2 separate regions of the Homo sapiens genome follow, and region 1 is linked to region 2. The links are chromatin loops, found by intact Hi-C in ENCODE. Cell type or tissue: PC-3. All regions are shown on one strand. Links, peaks and the distances in the headings refer to the core of each region. The heading gives the core; the rest is flanking DNA. Region 1 overlaps LOC101927098 (a long non-coding RNA gene). Region 2 has its middle 60 kb from the start of TOP1.

Region 1 (2,801 bases), core at 43-2,542, 270 kb before region 2:
CAATCACCCAAGGCTTGAGAGAGTCTGGGGTTCTAACCCTAGCTCAGTGGCAAACTTACTGTGTGATCTTGGGCAAGTCACTTAACTTCACTGGGCTTCAGAGAGTTTTTCTGGAGACATGAATCCTTCCCAAATGAGGGTGAGACCTTATGTTCCCCAAACCCTTCTCCAGCATGTGAGCTTATGAAGCTGGCTCTGGCCCATCCAACAGCAGTTGGGGGTGGGGGACAATATGACTTTGTAAGAAAACTCAGAATAAAGCACAGTAACCCCTCCAGCCACTGGGGACTGCCTTACTCCACCCCTGCACATATCTTAAGGTGAGAATTAACAGGTACTCATTCCTGGGAAGGACTTGACAAGCATCTTGCATGGAGAAAAACCGGGAGCTCCTCATTGACTTGGTAGATGTTACACAGCACTGTGTTTAAGAGCACAGGCTCTGGAGCCTGACTCCCTGGGTTCAAATCCCAGCTCTGTCATTTACTACCTATATGGCCTTGTGCAAGTTGCCTAACCCTTCTGTCTGCTCTTCTTCACGTGTACAATGGGACTAATAGTAGCATTTACCTCATTGGATTGTTGGGAGGATTAAGTGAGTAGATACACATTAAGCACTTAGTGTTGAGGGTTGATGATTATGTATCAAACATTTCTCCCATGTATTAGTTCTCAAAGCTACTATTATTAGCCCCATCTTACACTCAAGAAAACTGAAATGCAAAGAAATTAACCCTCTTACCTGGTCCCTATGCTCTCTGCTAGTGCATTTGCCATCAGACCTTGCTGCTCCCACTTCTGCTCAATATGATCAATGTTCTCCACTGACTTGTTTTGCAAAACAATTTCATATAGCAATGGAAATAGAGAAGGGAGTTGGGAGTTAATTAGGGCAGGGTGAGCCACAGATCAATTTTAACACTGTTAAAGGAGAGACAACTTGACATTAGCAGGTGATACAACAAGAACCATCACAACACCATCTACAAAGGCTTCTAGCCAAAAATCGAATACGACTCTGATCAGGCCTCTGGATCAAACTACTGATTTCCAGGAAACACAGGGGATGGAGGAACACGTTAAACAACACCACAAGGAGGCGCTCAGCTGAATCTGGAATGTGAAACAATCTACAGGAGAATGACCAAAATTCATCAAGAAACAAATGGCATTTAGAAAAGAGAAATAAATCACATTTTTAAATGTGAGAAAAAGGGAGGACTGTTATAAAGAATATTAAGAGACATATCAGTCTAATGCAATGTTTACAGCCTGACTCTAAATGTAAAAAGGAGGTTTTGAGACAATTGGGAATATTTGAATCTCTACCAAATATTAAATGAATTGGTTTTTTCATTGGGTTAGATGTGATAATGATATTGTGGTTATGTTAAAAGAAATTGTAAGTCCTTATCTACTAACAATACCTCCTAAAATGTTTATACATGAAATGAGATGATGTCTGTGATTTATTTTAAATACTCCAGCAAGGGGGTGGGGGTCAAGGGTGCATGCAGGTTTATAGTGATTTTCTCTTCTTCTGTATGTTTGGAAAATGTCATAATAAAAAGTTTAAACTAAAAAGGAGGGCAGAGGATGAAGGCAGATCACTAAGTATGAAGAGTTGTAGGTACGGGTTTCAGAAACATTTAGGTAGGTAGTGAGTGAGGTTTGGCCCCACAGAGATGGGACTGGGAAGGCACTCAGCCCCTCATGCATTCTCAGGTCATCTGAGGGAAAATAAGCCTTTGCACACCACTCTGGAATTCATTTGTTTATTCACTCACTCACTCTCCAATTCATTGATCCATCATCCATCCATCGGTTCATTGTGCAGTCAACACACCTGTTTGTTGAGAGCCTACCAGAAACTGAGATGTACCAGAAACTGAGAATACAAAGGTGATCATCCTGTCCTTCTGGCACTTACGGTGAAGGCAGGAGAGTCAAACGCTTGTTAAATCTGCCATTACGCAGATACAGCTTCACAAACCCTGAAAAGTCTGAGGTAGGAAGTGGATTGCATGCCATCAAGAAGTTTAACATGGGCAAACAAGACTTGTTCTAGAGTCAGAGAAGGTCGGGGAAGCTTTCTCTATAACATTTAAGCTGAGATTTGAATGATGAAAAGGAGACAGCCATGTAAAGAGCCCAGGGAAGGGCGTTCAGGCAAAAAGAAAGGCGAGAGAAAATGTCCTGGGGCAGAAAGGAGCCAGGGATTTTCAGGAGTGTTCAGTATACAATAGGTACAGCAGAGTAGGAAGCGAGACTCACAGGCTGGGGGACATCTGGGGCTGTTAACTGCTGCTCTTGAACCAAGAGAAATGTCTCTCCCATACACAGAACATGTCATATAGACAAGAGGCCTCAGGCCAGATGACAAATGCTCCACCAGTTATCAAGACAGGTATGGGGGAAGTGCGTGTGCATGTCAGAGCACTAGAGAAAATGTTCTACTTCCTGAAAGAATTTTAATTTGGGACTAGGGTGGAGGGGAAGGGAAGAAGGCGGCCCTGGGGCAGAGAAGAGGCTACTACAAAGGGAACCATCAGAATCGCTGAGTAAGTAATACTCCCAATTAGAGATTTAAAAACCAATGGTGAAAAGCAGGCTTGTGCTCAGCTCAGCCCTCCCTCCCTCAGCCAGCCTCAGTCAGGGAAAGGAAGTCGTAGCCAACTGTGGGGACAGGTGCCTAGTGATTTATGGCCCTAAGACAAAGGCTCCCAAGGAAAGGCCCTGCGAAACTCAGACGTGTTGTTGGAACAATTAGAGCCCATCCATCTATTTGAGTCAGCACAGCA
Region 2 (2,801 bases), core at 174-2,673:
TTCGAGACCAGCCTGGCCAACATGGTGAAACCCCGTCTCTACTAAAAATACAAAAATTAGCCAGCCATGGTGGTGGAAGCCTGTAATCCCAGCTACTCTGGAGGCTGAGGCTGGAGAATCGCTTGAACCCGGGAGGTGGAGGTTGCAGTGAGCCAAGATCGTGCCATTTCACTCTAGCCTGGGCAACAAGAGCGAGACTCTGTCTCAGGAAAAAAAAAAAAAGAGAGAGAGAGAGAGAAATAGGTACTATTATTGCCCACATAATGCAGTGTACTCATTTCCTATCTCTGCAACAACGAATTAACACACACAGTGGCTAAAACAACACAAGTTTATTTTCTGACTGGAGGTCAGATGTCCAACCCAGGCCCTATGGGCTAAAATCAAGGTGTCAGCAGGGCTGTGTTCCTTCTGGGAGCTCTCAGGAAAATCTATCTCCTTCCTTTCTCCAGCTTCCAGAGACCACCCATGTTTCTTGGCTCATAGTCACTTCCTCTAGCGTCGAAGCCAGCAATGTCACATCTCTCTTACTGAAGCCAGAAGAGGTTCTCTGTATTTAAGGATGCCTGTGATTAGGTTAGGCCTACCTGCATAATCCGGGATAATCATACATTCCAGACATTAGGATACACACATCTTTTTTTTTTTTTTTTTTTTTTTTTTTTTGGTGGTGGTGAGCGGGGAGAGATGTTATCCTGCCTAACACACAGAGATTCACAGAGATTCATAAACGGAGAGGTGAATTAACCAGCCCACCTCGCCCAGCTTGTGACTGAAGTGAGATTTAAAGCCAACATTTTGGGGCTACAGAATCTGAGCTCTTTCTCCCCTTTTCCAGAGCCAGAAGGGAAGGACACAGGGGCCCAGTCTCCATACAGTAAATACACATTTTATTTTATTTTATTTTATTTCATTTTTTGAGACAGGGTCGCACTCTGACCCCCAGGCTAGAGTGCAGTGGTACAATCACAGCTCACTGCGGCCTCAACCTCTGTGGCTCAAGTAATCCTCTCACCTCAGCCTCCTGAGTAGCTGAGACTACAGGAACACACCACCACACCTGGCTAATTTTTTTTTATTTTTTTGTAGAGACAGGGTCTCACTTTGTTGCCAACACTGGTCTTGAATTCCTGGGCTCAAGCACTCCTCCTGCCTTAGCCTCTCAAAGTGCTGGGATCACAGGTGTGAGCCACTGTGCCAGCCCACACTTTTATTTATGATTAAAGAGAAAGAAAAAAAAAAAGATGCGCTTGTCTGGAGGGTGAGGCCGTGTGGGAAAACTTTTTATTTGCTTGCCTTTATTATCATTACTTTAACGGTGTATTTAATAAATACAACGTTTTCAGCTAGAGGGAAAAAGGAATTAACCCAAGTCATTGGTTGAGTATGAAGGCATGGAGCCCCCACGGCCCTCCTCGCTGCAATTAAGCAAATGGCCAGCAGATGGCGGGGCATGCTCACAGCAGGGCCTTGCTCTCCGGACCATCTCTTTTACGGGCCGCCGAGCAAAGGTCTTTCTTTTCTCTTCTTCAAAACCCACTCTACAAGGAAATCTTCAGAAACATTCCAGCAGGCAAGACAAGGGCATAAAGGCCAGGGGGTCCCCCAGCCTCAGGACAGCAAGTGTGGGGACGTGCCCTACTGCATGCCCCATCCCCTGAGCCAGGAACAAAGACCAGAGGTCAAGCCGGCAGCAGTTGAGGAAGAGGGTCAGGCGTGGCTGTGTGTCCCGAATTGGTGGGTTCTTGGTCTCACTGACTTCAAGAATGAAGCCGCGGACCCTTGCGGTGAGTGTTACAGTTCTTAAAGGCGGCGTGTCCGGAGTTTGTTCCTTCTGATGTTCGGATGTGTTTGGAGTTTCTTCCTTCTGGTGGGTTCGTGGTCTCGCTGGCTCAGGAAAGAAGCTGCAGACCTTCGCGGTGAGTGTTACAGCTCTTAAGGCGGCACGTCTGGAGTTGTTCGTTCCTCTCGGTGGGTTCGTGGTCTCACTGGCTTCAGGAGTGAAGCTGCAGACCTTTGCGGTGAGTGTTACAGCTCATAAAGGCAGTGTGGACCCAAAGAGTGAGCAGCAGCAAGATTTATTGCAAAGAGTGAAAAAACAAAGCTTCCACAGTGTGGAAGGGGACCTGAGTGGGTTGCCACTGCTGGCTCAGGCAGCCTGCTTTTAGCTGCAGGGCAGCGGAAGGCAGGATCAGCTGGGTTACAGGACACTTAGGATGACCGGACACTTTACACGCTTTTACACACATTTATCATTACATCTCCTCTTCCTTGTGGCCCAGTATGGCACCTGGCATCAAAAATACTGAACTGGCTGGGAAGATGGTTGGTAGCAATGCCAGCGCAGTTTTTGAACCCCTCCAAATTTCTACATAAAAATAAGCAGGTCAGGTCAGGCGCAATGGCTCACACCTGTGATCCCAGCACTTTGGGAGGCCGAGGCAGGCAGATCACCTGAGGTTAGGAGTTTGAGACCAGCCTCGCCAACATGGCGAAACTCCATCTCTACTAAAAATACAAAAATTAACTGGGAATGGTGATGCACGCCTGTAATCCCAGCTACTTGGGGGGCTGAGGCAGGAGAATCCCTTGAACCCGGGAGGTGGAGGTTGCAGTGAGCTGAGATCGCACCACTGCACTCCAGCCTGGGCAACAGAGTGAGACTCTGTCTCAAAAATAAAAAATAAAAATAAGCAGGTCAGATTAGCAAAAGCAAAACCTACAGACAATGTTCGCTTAAAATTAGATGATAAGGTATCCCCATGAACACCAAAACACAAGCGGGGAAGCACAGCCCTCCC

What was found. Peaks named below come from ENCODE experiments on the same cell type or tissue, not always from the same donor. Only the 100,000 strongest peaks of a DNase experiment are listed, where the experiment ranks them.
Region 1: it touches region 2 in a loop (4-fold over the local background); 8 of 110 quality-filtered maps call a loop at or near these places.

The regions. Positions count from the first base shown.
Region 1 is chr20:40,701,623-40,704,423 of GRCh38, forward strand. The region is part of intron 4 of LOC101927098 (a long non-coding RNA gene); the gene reads right to left. Among named protein-coding and RNA genes, the nearest start is that of SNORD154, 12 kb to the right of the region's middle. In PC-3, for the core only: a CTCF peak has its summit at 1,102 (motif pointing right); no DNase peak of the experiment used is centred there; H3K27me3 peaks cover 770 bases.
Region 2 is chr20:40,967,467-40,970,267 of GRCh38, forward strand. No RefSeq gene overlaps it. Among named protein-coding and RNA genes, the nearest start is that of TOP1, 60 kb to the right of the region's middle. In PC-3, for the core only: a CTCF peak has its summit at 1,440 (motif pointing right); a DNase peak (open chromatin) is centred at 1,455; H3K4me3 peaks cover 433 bases.